Linked DNA regions of Homo sapiens: region 1 is linked to region 2. The links are chromatin contacts, found by Hi-C in ENCODE. All regions are on one chromosome and are shown on one strand. The core of a region is the stretch at or near the end of the contact, and the rest is flanking DNA. Distances in the headings are between cores, read along the strand shown.

Region 1 (6,409 bases), core at 3,484-5,983, 220 kb after region 2:
AACTGTGGTGGGGCCTGGCCGGGCGCGGTGGCTCAAGCATGTAATCCCAGCACTTTGGGAGGCCGAGGTGGGCAGATCACGAGGTCAGGAGTTCGAGACCAGCCTGACCAACATGGTGAAACCTCGTCTCTACTAAAAATACAAAAATTAGCTGGGCGTGGTGGCACGCACCTATAATCCCAGCTACTCAGGAGGCTGAGGCAGGAGAATCACTTGAACCCTGGAGATGGAGGTTGCAGTGAGCCGAGATCACATCACTGCACTCCAGCCTGGGCGACAGAGCAAGACTTCATCTCCAAAAAAAAAAAAAAAATTGTGGTGGGGCCTGAAGTCAGGCCCCTGGGCTGGCAGAAGCAGCAATGACAGTCAGTCTCACTCACTCACTGCACCGTGGGCTTCCACCCACAGCTCCTCATTCCTAATGCCAGCCCTTCTCAGAAATGATCTGTAAGTGATCTGTAAGTCCTTTCTCAGGGACTTAAGGGAATTGCAAATTTATTCTCCTGCCACTAGGTGGCAGGCAACACGATGTGCATTTTCCAAGGAAGATATTAACGACAGTCATAAACGGTCCCCCTCTGTCTCCAAGTATTTATTCCCTATAATAAAGTCAGTAAATCTCAAGCTCATTTCTGATTGCAAGCCCAACTTGCTCCATCTGAGAGCACCCCAGGACTGCCTGCTGTAATGTCTGCCATTCAGGGATTCATAATCACAACTCTGATAATAGCAAATCCTTGTGTCTATGGCATTTTATAGTTTACAAAGCACTGTAGGGTTGGTAAAGCTCTTTTGCATGCAGGATCTTATTTGACAAGTGAATGTACATACACACCAAGCCCAGCCATAATGCAACTTCATTATACTGATGAACAATGCATACACAATGTCCTGCTGATCCATTTGCATCCACTTTATATGGAAACAGTTGCTACAGAAGGTCTTGGAACCAATGGCAGTATTTTAAGGTACTCAACTAGTGATAGGCATCACTTCAGCTCAGTGTCTCTGGGACCACCATGGGGAGGTCAGCAGCTGAAAGGCCAAAGCTTTTGGGCTGGGCACGACGGGTACAGCATCTCCTCATTTGGTCTAGTAATGCCACATCATAGAGGTCTGGTTTGTTCTTTTTTCACAAACAAGAACCAGCTACATCTTGTCATTTGCATATAGCCAGCATGAGTTAAGTCACCCTTGCACTCTGGAATAAATTAATTCGTTCAAGAAGGGAATGAATCCTGTATATGTGAGTGTGTGTGTGGCGTGGTGGCGGGGGGGCGGATTTGGGGGGATTGAGGGTAAGAGAATTGAAAATCCACTTGTCTGAGATTATTTTCATCTGTCTCGCAGTTTTATAACTCTTTCTGAAAAGGTCTGATTCCTTTTATTAACAATTGTGAAGGCTTTTCTCCCAGGCTGAATTTAAGAGGCCAACTCTGCATAGGCAGATAGTGATACATTGCAGAGCTCATCGTTTTCTGTTGTGAACTACAAATGGCACACGTTTGTATTTCATAAAATCAGCATAAAAGCAAAAAATGTATTGGCTTGGAGAGTGAGTTTGTCCATCAATGTAATATTCCTATTAGTGCAGCTCTTCAGCTGTGGAAAAAAACCACATTGTATTCCAATAATTAAATAGAGCAGGTGAGTGTTAGGACTTCCACATTAGAAACTCTCTAGTTACACATTGCATATATTTTATTATAGGGCTGGAGGGAAATGAATTTTGCATAATTTTCCGAAAATCCTCACTGCATGTGGAGGCTACAGAAAGCCATGGCTGTTCCCTTAGACTGATGTTTAATCAAGTCCCTTCCTCTCCAACCGGCCACTGAGATGATGCTGTTCAGTCTCCCTGGGTCACCCACTGTCCCAGGCCTCTCAGTGCCAGTCTCAGATACCTCTGGTAACATGACTTGCTATTTCAGAATGCAAGTTGCATAGCAGGTGCAAATTCTGTGATGGAACTTGCAGAATGGACAGAGCAAAATCTCACCAGTTTCATTTCATCTGTGCCCAAAGCAGACTTTATAAAGCAATAAAGACTGAATGTCTAAGGACTTAAAAGAAATGTGCTGTGTTATCATCAATTTATGAAACTCCCACAAGGAAGCAGGCATGATACAAAACATACAAATTGTATCGTTGTTGCCTCTGGAAGTTTAAATGGCAAAGTACAAAATGTTGAAATTGGATATTACTTCTGTCTCACCTCTTTCCTCTCTCTCCCTAACCTTTTTTTAAATTTTCTCTTTTGCCTTTGAGTTTGAAGGGTTCCCTCTGGCGACTAGAGCTTGGCGAAGACTCTGAGTGTAATATCGTAGAAGACACCGAGGTGTGAGCCACTTCTAAATACTGGGTCGGGGCTAGGGCCACGAGAGGGGAGTGGCGAGAAGTGTGTGTGTGTGTGTGTGTGTGTGTGTGTGTGTGTTGAACAAAGGGGTGCAAGTTAAATGGGGCTAAAAAAGAAGGAAAACAGATGGAGATATTGACTAGGCTGTGTTCACTTTGTTTCTGCGATACATCCTCCCTCCCTACCTCCACATTACCATCCAACCCTTTGGGAATTACTGGCCACAAGGACCTTTCCCTGCTTTTGGACATAAGCCTCATACTCATTGCACAAACTCTCCTCTGTGTTTAGAATGTGTCAGGCATTACGGAAGCAAGGATGACAAGGGCATGGCTCCCACTCTTGACAAGATCCTAATCGTGTGCTGAAGACAATTCTGCCATCCCAGTACAGAAGAACATGTTCTACAAGGACTGAGCGAAGTGCTAAGGGAACAAATGCATCTGTTCTGAGTGTCTGGGGCAGCTTCAGAGGACAGGGGACATCTTATAAAAGGCTGAAGGAGATAAAGAAATTCTGTAGAATTCTGGGCAGAGAAGACATACACGTAGTACAAAAGCAGAAAATTGCTCAGCCTGTTTTGAGCGATGATAAATTCTGTTGAAGAATATTGAAAATAAGAGTTGTAAAAGTTGGTTTTACAACTGTTTTACAACAGTTGATCTTACTGTCAATTGCTTTATATGCTACAGTTAGCCGAGTCCTTTTAATTGCAAGTAACAATACCCAGGCTGGAGCTCAGGTTTGGGACAGGGAGAGTTGTTCTCATTGTTAAGAAAAACTATTATAGAAGTGCTAAGATGTCTCACAGGACTCAGGAAGAAGGATACAGTTAGGCTTCAGAAACAACTGGAAGCAGGCCGGGCATGGTGGCTCACGCCTGTAATCCCAGCACTTTGGGAGGCTGAGGCGGGTGGATCACAAGGTCAGGAGATCGAGACCATCCTGGCCAACATGGTGAAACCCTGTCTCTACTAAAAATGCAAAAAAAAAAAAAAAAAATTAGTTGGGCATGGTGGCGGGCGCCGGTAGTCCCAGCTACTTGGGAGGCTGAGGCAGGAGAATGGTGTGAACCCAGGAGGCAGAGCTTGTAGTGAGCAGAGGTAGCACCACTGCACTCCAGCCCGGGCGACAGAGCGGGACTCCGTCTCAAAAAAAAAAAAGGAAAAAACTGGAAGCAGAGACTTGCATATTGTCAGTAATCCAGTCATCTAGATATCACAAATTTCTGCTCCTCTCTCTCTCTCTCTCTGCCTGTCTTTTTCTCTGCATGATATGTACGTGTGTTGTTTAAATGCTTTCTCATTTACTTTTCTTGTCCACAAAATGAGAAACATGGCTGCCAACGCACCCTGGCTTTCAGTCTTACATTCAAGGAATGCAAAGAGAAAGTGACTTCTTTTTACCCATTTCAGTGCCAAAATTCCCAGGGAAGAATTTAACTCAACTTAGGTTATGTCAGGTATCTATGGAACAATCTGCTATGGACATGGGGCATTACAATGTTCAAACCAGCATGGGTCCTTTGCCAAGTCCTCAACCAATATAAGAAAACTGGGCACTGGGGGAGGGATGTCTTCATGCAGCTACTATTCTGCAGCCTATGGATAGACAGAGGGTCAAATCCTCAAATTAAAAAAAAAAAAAGATAGTGCTGAGCAGACAGTTCTATAGGAGCCCACTCCACCATGAGCTCCATTCAAAGCCACAGGGAAATATTACCAGCTTCAAGGAGACAATGACATGGTCTGATCCAATCTGTCCCCAAGATACGGACAACAATCTACTTCGGAATTTACCATAGCATCTAATAATTTTATTGTCAGCAAGTGTTTCTTTATATCTGACCTGTCATATCTACACTTCCTTTAGAGAATATGAAATATTCTCCTCATGACCACAGACTCAAAGACAACTAGTAAGTATTTCTAAAATGTGTCCCCTATAATCAAGCACTGACAAAAAGACTGCCACGTAGTGAGTATTCGGCTAGGTTCTAGGTTTTTAATAGCAACTAAGATCCAGTCCATGCTGACAAGGAGTTTGAAGTCTGGGACCTAGCAAGACGGCAAAGACAAATCAAACCTCCACCAACTAGCCAGCAGAGCATTTGGTTATGTTTCTCTGTCCCCTTCTGAAGACCCAGCTCTGTGAGAACTCGGAGGATGCAAAGACTGCCTCTCCCACTGCCCTCCCCATCCCTGACCTCCAGATGTTTGGGTGCCAGCAGGTTTGAACCCAAGATAGGCAACTCTGCACCGAGAGCTCCTCTCCCACTCGCTGGTGTGCAGTTCAGTCACAAAAGAAGCCCTCTAGTTCACAGGCTGCTGAGCCCTGACAAGGAGGAAGCAGAGGGCTTCAGGCCGAGCACAGCCAGCCCACGAGACTCTGTGAATCCACTCCATGGATGCTTGCTTGCCCAGAGGAAGTTGGTACCCTGAGTCTATCATGCCCTTCCTGGTGACCGAGCCTCAGCACTTCCTGAAAGAGTGAGCAGCCTGAGAATCAGGACACCTTGGCTCTCACCCACAGGGAGGAAAAGAGGCAGATAAATACTCCTGGGAATCAGAGAATCGAGCTTAGAAGCTCCACGATCTGCCGGATCAGCTGAGCTAGGCAGAAACTACCATTGCTGGAAACCAGGGCCAGAAAAGGAACATGTGGGTGGCACACGCATGAACATCTGGTGCTTCTGCTGTGACTGGTGACTCTTCCACTCCTCGTTGGGGGGGACACAGGGCCAGGAGACTGGTCCTACCACTTCAACCCCAGCTGTAACCCTAAACCCCCAGCCGAGTTAAACCCCAAATCATTACTCTGGAGGCTTGGGGAACGGAGGCAGGAGTTGGCATTATTTTTCCACGCAAGTCGGAGCCTGAAAGCTTTGTTTCAGCATAGGCGGAAGCCTCCACTCCAGGGCTTGGGGTGGGCTCGGGAGGCCGCCCGCCGTCGGCCTGACTCACAGCGAGCTCGGCGCTCCCTCTTGTGGCTTCTGTGTTCCCCGTCAGCCTCGGGAAGCTGCCGGCCACCACATACAAATGGACTCCGCGTAGTTAAGCTGTCAGGTCTAATGTATTTATTTGACTCTCTCCTGTTAAAATGATTTCTCTACAGCACTGCGGTTATTTACGACTATTGTCAGTACAAGGCGATGAGAAGGCAGCAGCAGAGGAAAACAACAACAGCTGAAGGAAAAGTTCTGTCTGGGAGGGCTGGGTGGCTGGGTGGCTGGGTCCCGGGCTTTCCCGCGGCTGCAGCGGCTGTGTGTTTACTTTATCTGCAGCGGGGGCTTCGGAGCTCATCCATCCATAATGCAGAGCCCATTGCCCTCAGCCCGCAGTTCACGGCCAGCCCCAGTGAGCGCCCTTGCGGAGGAGCTGTGGCCCGGGGAGGACACCCCCAGCTCTTTTGAGCGCTAAACATTTTCACAGAGACCCCGCGAATGGGCTTTTGGCTTTTCTAGGGTCCAGATCGAGTTCTTTCTTATACAGAACCTGGGACCCAGATGTCGTCCCATGGTTTGTCATTTTGGGTACTGTTTGCCAGAATGCCGTCCCTGGGTAGCAGCATCCACGTCACCTAAGAATTTGTTAGAAATGCATACTCTCAGGTCCCACCCCAGGTTGAAAGAATGGAAGTTCCAGGGATGGAGCCCAGTCATCTGCCTTGTAACAAGCCCTCCAAGAGATTCTGATGTGGGCAAGTGTGAGAATCACAGACCTAGAGAGTTAAGCCCCAGGACAGACCTTGAAGTGAGTTTCCACAGAGAAATGACCCAATACTCCTGCACCCCAGTCTCTTCCTTCTTTTAAAGGTTCCTAGAGGCCAGGTGAGTCCCAACCTCCCCTGGAGCTGATTTGGAAAATGATCCGCTCTGACCTGCAGTAGCATGGAACAGGAGTGATCTGAGAGAAGCAGGATAAGGTAGTGGTTAATGACACAGGTCCTGCAGTCAGTCTGTGTGCAAATTTAGATGACTCCACTTACTGCTCCTGTGATCTTGGGGAAATGACTTAATCTCTGTAAAATGAACATGAGATAGCTTTATAGGGT
Region 2 (6,982 bases), core at 2,043-4,542:
GGAGGATGGGTGATTCTTATCATGCCATAAACACCGTACATCCGTAATTTTACTTATGTGCCAGGCCCTGAATATTCATAGGGTTTAACTCCAACTCTCTAGAGAATATGCTTCTTAGCAAATCCTCCAACTAGCATCTATATTTTGCTCATCTGGTTCCATTAGCATGTTGTCAATATAGTGAACAAATTTGACATTCTGTATGGATGTCTAAATGGTCTGTACCTCTTCATACTGTATTTAAACAAAGGGCAGAGGAGTTAACACAGCCTTGAAACAAACATGTAATTGATTCAGTTGTCCACTTTAAATGAAATTCTTTTCATTTCCTCTTCCTAATGATGAAAAAAATATATTTTCCAGAGCAACGGAAATATGGCTGCATACCATATATCTGATGACATGTTAATCTGCTCTAGCAAACATACCACATCTGCCACTGGGTCCGATACCTGGCTATGTTTGCAGTAGTCCACTGTAATAATATGTCTTGTTTTTGCAGAAATCAGATTGGTGAATTAAACAGAGACTGAAGGGGACCATCATTCCTGTATCCTTTAACAAACTGTAAAGGTGGCACTAATTTCAACCATTCATATTGGACAATTTTTTTTAAGTAACTATCTTGAAACAAGTATGGGGGATAAGCTGTTTTCACAGGCTTCTTCTTAACTTTTCCCCTAATCCTGTAGGCTGAAGATTCAACGTGGAGGTTGTGCCAACTACCAAGTATGTCTATTACAATTATTAATTGGGGTCTGCAGAAATGACCACTGGATGAGTTCACAGATACGGTAAACAGACTGTGGGCTGGACTTGGCTATCCCAGGTCCCCACTCTGACAGAAAAATCATGATGACACTTTGACCTCAATATCAACTTGGATTCTCTTTCCAACAGTCTTTAAAGTGTTTGGATATTCCACTTTCCCTAGGATACAGTTACCCAATAGAAGGCAGTAGGTCCCTTTGAGAAAAGGAAGTAGCCACTACCACATACATTTACCATGATTTTGCAGGGTTCCTCTAAAAGCGTCTCTTCTCATATCAATGAGTTCTGGGTATAAAAACTGGATATTGGACAGGGAATTGTAATTTTTATTGGAATGATGGCTCTCAGCCTTGTCATTATTATCCTTGAATTTGATGTTTGATTTTACAGATAGAATAGCACTACTGTTAGCTGTTGCTGTGGTTTGAATGTGTACCCCAAAGTTCATGTGTTGGAAACTTAATTCCCAATTCCAGTGTTGATGGCTGTCAGCCTTGTCATTATTATCCTTGAATTTGATGTTTGATTTTACAGATAGAATAGCACTACTGTTAGCTGTTGCTGTGATTTGAATGTGTTCCCCAAAGTTCATGTGTTGGAAACTTAATTCCCAATTCCAGTGTTGAGAGGTAGGACATTTAAGAGGTGACTAGGTCCTGAGGACTCTTCCCTCAAGATGGATTAAGGCTGTTATTGCAGGATTCGGTTTGTTATTGTGGGAGTAGATTCCTGATTAAAGGATGAGTTCATTCCCGTACCTCTTCCCACATCCTCTCTTTCATGCATGTGCACTCTTTTTTTTTTTTTTTTTTTTGAGACGGAGTCTTGCCCTGTCACCTAGGCTGGAGTGCAGTGGCGCAATCTCAGCTCACTGCAACCTCCACCTCCTGATTTCAAGCAATTCTCCTGCCTCAGCCTCCTGAGTAGCTGGAATTATAGGCAGGTGCCACCATGCCTGGCTAATTTTTGTATTTTTAGTAGAGATGGGGTTTCACCATATTGGTCAGGCTCATCTCGAACTCCTGACTTCAGGTGATCTGCTGCCTCCGCCTCCCAAAGTGCTGGGATTACAGGCATGAGCCACCGCACCCGGCCCACATTTCCTTTATTTCCTTTTTCTCCCCTTTCTACTGGTTTAGGAATTAAACATTGCATTCCTTCCTCCCTTTTTTGGTATTTGCCTTTATAATGCTAATGCACAAAGTTAACTAAATCTATGACTAATCAATATCTCTCTTATACGACTGAATTAGAGGAATATAGAGTAATTAAAGTCAATTTCTCGCTATCATCCATGATATTGTGTCATAGTTTGATTCTGCTTAGGACTGATACATGTCCCCACCCTTACGTACACATGTGATTCGTATATGCCCACAAACATTCATCATTCTACCACTGTGGCTTTGAGTTTCTTGTTCATTTCTGGGACTTTGTGATATTTCCTTCTTCCTGCTTTCAATTTCAGCTATACAGTTTAAGAAAAGGTTTGTGTTCTATCTAAGTCAGCATTTCTTTTTTTTTTTTTTTTTTTTTGAGATGGAGTCTCACTCTGTCACCCAGGCTGGAGTGCAGTGGCGAGATCTCAGCTCACTGCAAGCTCCGCCTCCCGGGTTCACATCATTCTCCTGCCTCAGCCTCCCAAGTATCTGGGACTACAGGCGCCCACCACCACACCTGGCTAATTTTTTTGTATTTTTAGTAGAGGCGGGGTTTCACTGTGTTAGCCAGGATGGTCTCGATCTCCTGACTTTGTGATCCGCCTACCTCGGCCTCCCAAAGTGCTGGGATTACAGGCGTGAGCCACCGCACCCGGCCTCTAAGTCAGCATTTCTATATATTTGGAGCAGAATGAAAGGTTGATTACTTCTGCTTGGCCACCACATTGATCAGAAGTTTCCTTTTATTAATCTTTGCTTTTTTTCAATTCTTGAAAGCTCTCTGGCACATAGAGGATCATCCATACCATTCATTCATTCAATAATTATTTAGTGAGCATCTCCTGATGGCTGGTGCTAAGCCCTGGAGTTAGGAAAATTCACTTCAGTGTGTCTGGAAAATGTTTATTCTGTGGTTGAAAAGATGATAAGAGGGTGTGTTTTTCCTTGGGTGCTGTTATAATTATCTCTTTTAGTTAAACATTCCTAGGGACTAATGCACTCCTAAAATGAAGTGGACTGTTGTAAGAATTTCCACTCTATTAGGAATGACAGTAGAGTTTTGATCCCAGTAACCCACCTCAGGGAAAGCCTGTGTAATTGAAATTTACCAATAAATTTAAAATTCATTTTAGCCAAGAGACCTCACCTCATTTTTCACCCACTCTCCCCTCTCTCCTACCCTCTGATGCACCCATATACTCTTCAGGGATCTCTGCTTCATCTGGCATGAAGTCAGCTCGGGTGCTATTTTACTTTCATTTTCTATTTCTCATTGTTCACAGTGTTTGTCTCTCCCTCCCAGAAGCCTTCCACCACAGAGTAAGAACATGCAGGAAATCAGTGTGTCTTGAGCAATTTCTAAGCCTCGCTGGGAGGTGCAGCAAAGCAATAGAAAAACAAGGAGAATCAGTCTCCCAAGTTTTCCTCTCACCACACCTTCCCTCCAGAAGTACTTGACCTCCATCAGCCTCCCAGAGCTGGCCCTCCGGCTCTCTGGAGCTCCCTGACAGGTCCCAGGTGGTGAATATCATCTGCTTCTTGTTAGAATTCTGCCCTGTGTGAGCAGGTTTTAGAAGCAGCCTTTGAGAGCTTGTTTGCTATCAGCCCTCTGACACTTCTGTCTCCTTCACAGACACCCAGTAATTGGGTCCTCTTGGGTCATGAGCTACAAACACTTCTCCACTTACTCTACAAAGTTTTTTTTTCTTTTATCAAACATAGATTTGCAGCTAAACTGTTCCTTTGTCATGCCCAAGGTGTAAAAACCCATCTTATTTTCTTTCTGGTCTTTGGCTCAAAAAGAGAAGTTTTTCTTTTTGAGTGGTCCCAGCCCAGATGGCAAAATGAACTTTAAATTTACCAAGTTAATTATTCCCTTGTGCTACGTTGTTTGAAAAAAAGCCCATACATTTAAAATTATGAAATGAAATGTCATTGTAACTCTCCTAGCAGATTTTAATTTGATATTGTGATTAATAATGATATCATGGTGTCAAAGGTGTATTGGATAAAGAAAATACGGTACATATACACCATGGAATACTATGCAGCCACATAAAAGAATGAAATAATGTCCTCTGCAGCAACATGGATGCAGCTGGAAGTCATTATCTTTTTTTTTTTTTTTTTTTTTGAGATGGAGTCTCGATCTGTTGCCCGGCTGGAGTGCAGTGGCACAATGTCAGCTTACTGCAACCTCCGCCTCCCAAGTTCAAGCAATTCTCCTGCCTTAGCCTCCCGGGTAGCTGGGATTACCTGTGCACGCCACCATGCCCAGCTAATTTTTGTGTTTTTAGTAGAGACAGGGTTTCACCATGTTGGCCAGGATGGTCTCAATCTCTCCACCTTGTGATCTGCCCGCCTCGGTCTCCCAAAGTGCTAGGATTACAGGCATGAGCCATTGCACCTGGCCGGAAGTCATTATCTTAAGCAAACTAACACAGAAACAGCAAACCAAATACCACATGTTCTCATTTATATGAGGGAGCTAAACTTTGGGTACAGATGGACATAAAGATGAGAACGACAGACACTGGGGACTACAAGAGGGGAAACAGAGGGAGAGGGGAAAGGGTTGGAAAACTACCTATTGGGTACCATGCTCACTACCTGGGTGATAGGTTCAATTGTACCTGAAACCTCAGGATCATCCAATACACCCATGTAACAAACCTACACATGTACCCCCAAATCTGAAAGAAAAATACAAAAAGAAAAAATAAATAAATGAATAAATCATGATGACAATCATGATATAATAGCAATGGGATAGTAATGGCTACAGTTATTGTGTGTGTGGCAGGCACTTGCTAGATGCTTCCCATGCTTTATCTACGTTCACACTAACAACATTATGAGGTCATTTCTGTTAATTTCACCTTTTTACAGATAGGAAAAATGAGGCTTAGGGAAGTAAATTACCTTGTCAAAAGCCACAGATAGTATGTAGTGAAGCTGGAATTTAAGCCCCATAGCCTGGATCTGTAACCACCATGTTGTGCTACTTTCTGAATATCCAACAAATATTTTGTTAGGTTAAGCACAATTTCAGTGCCAGTAACCACAATTGTAAGTAATACACCATCATTTCTGGCAAGTTCACATAAAAACCAACCACTGAGTCGTAGAAGGAGAAAAAATTAACCAGGCAAAAGTTGTCAAAGTATTTCTGGTAGAAGAGGCTGAATGCATGAAGACAAAGATCAAAAACCAGTAGAGATAATTCTGGTAACCACAAGGAGTTTATTGTCATAAGGCTGGAGATTTGGATGAAGGGGTAGACAGGAGCAACACAAGAAAGAGCCTGGCATACCATGATGGTCCTCTGGGAGTCTTTGAATATAATCAAGATATAAGAGTCACCCTGATTTGCATCCTATAGAAGAAAGAGCTATAGGCAATTCAGAAGTGAATGCAATTAAGTCCTGATATGCTTCTATTATTCCTGAAATAGCTCTGATTTCCATGGAAGAGAAGTTTAAATTCTAACCCTGAGATTGTGTATCGTGCTTCTAGAGGCTGGGAGACTACTGATGGTCGCTTGTATTTCATGGGCATTAAATGATCTGAAGAACAGAGTTCTGGACTGGAACAAAAATTGGGGACTTTTCACTCAACAAACTTTTTTAAAAACATGGTTATAATGTGTCATGCTCTATGACAGTTGCTAAGGATACCAAGTCAAATAAGAATGGAAGCTACCACTCATGAATGTTATAGTGACTTGAGAGGCTGAAGCTGGAGGATCACTTGAGCCCAGGGGTTGAATGCAGCCTGGGCAATATGGCAAGATCCTGTCTCTTAAAAAAACATTAGGAGGGACGTTCCTAGATGGCCAGATAGGAAGAGCTCCATTCTACAGCTCCCAGCGTGAGCGATGCAGAAGACAGGTGACTTCTGCATTTCCAACTGAGGTACCGGGTTCATCTCACTGGGGCTTGTTGGACAGTGGGTGCAGCCCACGGAGTGTGAGCCGAAGCAGGGTGGGGCATCGCCTCACCTGGGAAGCGCAAGGGATCGGGGAATTCCCTTTCCTAGCCAAGGCAAGCTGTGACAGATGGTACCTGGAAAATCGGGACACTCCCACCCTAATACTGCGCTTTTCCAATGGTCTTAGCAAACAGCACACCAGGAGATTATATCCTGCGCCTGGCTCAGAGGGTCCCACACCCACAGAGCCTCACTCATGGCTAGCACAGCAGTCTGAGATCGAACTGCAAGGTGGCATCGAGGCTGGGGGAAGGGCGTCCACCATTGCTGAGACTTGAGTAGGTAAACAAAGCAGCTGGGAACCTTGAACTGGGTGGAGCCCACTGCAGCTCAAGGAGGCCTGCCTGCCTCTGTAGACTCCACCTCTGGGGGCAGGGCATAGCTGAATAAAAGGCAGCAGAAACTTCTGCAGACTTAAAGTCCCTGTCTGACATCTTTGAAGAGAGTAGTGGTTCTCCCAGCACAGAGTTTGAGATCTGAGAACGGACAGACTGCCTCCTCAAGTGGGTACCTGACCCCCGAGTAGCCTAACTGGGAGACATCTCCCATTAGGGGTCGACTGACACCTCATACAGCTGGGTGCCCCTCTGAGATGAAGCTTCCAGAGTAAGGATCAGGCAGCAACATTTGCCGTTCTGCAATATTTGCTGTTCTGCAGCCTCCACTGGTGATACCCAGGCAAACAGGGTCTGGAGTGGACCTCCAGCAAACTCCAACAGACCTGCAGCTGAGGGTCCTGACTGTTAGAAGGAAAACTAACAAACAGAAAGGACTCCACACCAAAACCCCATCTGTACATCACCATCATCAAAGACCAAAGGTAGATGAAACCACAAAGATGGGGAGAAACCAGAGCAGAAAAGCTGAAAATTATAAAAATCAGAGTGCCTCTTCTCCTCCAAAGGAAAGCAGCTCCTCACCAGCAATGGAACAAAGCTGGATGGAGAATGACTTTGACGAGTTGAGAGAAGAAGGCTTCAGATGATCGGTATAACAAACTTCTCCAAGCTAAAGGAGGATGTTCGAACCCATCGCAAAGAAGCTAAAAACCTTGAAGAAAA

What was found. Hi-C counts contacts between places; a loop is a spot of excess contacts on that map. Pooled maps may share reads with other maps.
Region 1: a loop to region 2 is called in a pooled map, with 2.5 times the contacts of the local background. The contact joins two enhancer-like sites. A Hi-C loop is called at or near these places in 2 of 168 maps with a recorded cell type or tissue (MCF 10A and mammary epithelial cell), 3 of 37 single-sample maps with no recorded cell type and 4 of 50 pooled maps.

The regions. Positions count from the first base shown.
Region 1 is chr1:209,202,503-209,208,911 of GRCh38, forward strand. No RefSeq gene overlaps it. Among named protein-coding and RNA genes, the nearest start is that of LINC01696, 120 kb to the right of the region's middle. RefSeq lists enhancers at 76-575, 5,388-5,447. Within about 2 kb of position 4,734, at least 4 of the 41 ENCODE cell types and tissues checked have a DNase peak (open chromatin) inside an H3K27ac peak, as active enhancers do.
Region 2 is chr1:208,985,704-208,992,685 of GRCh38, forward strand. The region is part of intron 1 of LOC107985255 (a long non-coding RNA gene); the gene reads right to left. Among named protein-coding and RNA genes, the nearest start is that of LINC01774, 17 kb to the left of the region's middle. RefSeq lists an enhancer at 3,055-3,354. Within about 2 kb of position 3,293, at least 7 of the 41 ENCODE cell types and tissues checked have a DNase peak (open chromatin) inside an H3K27ac peak, as active enhancers do.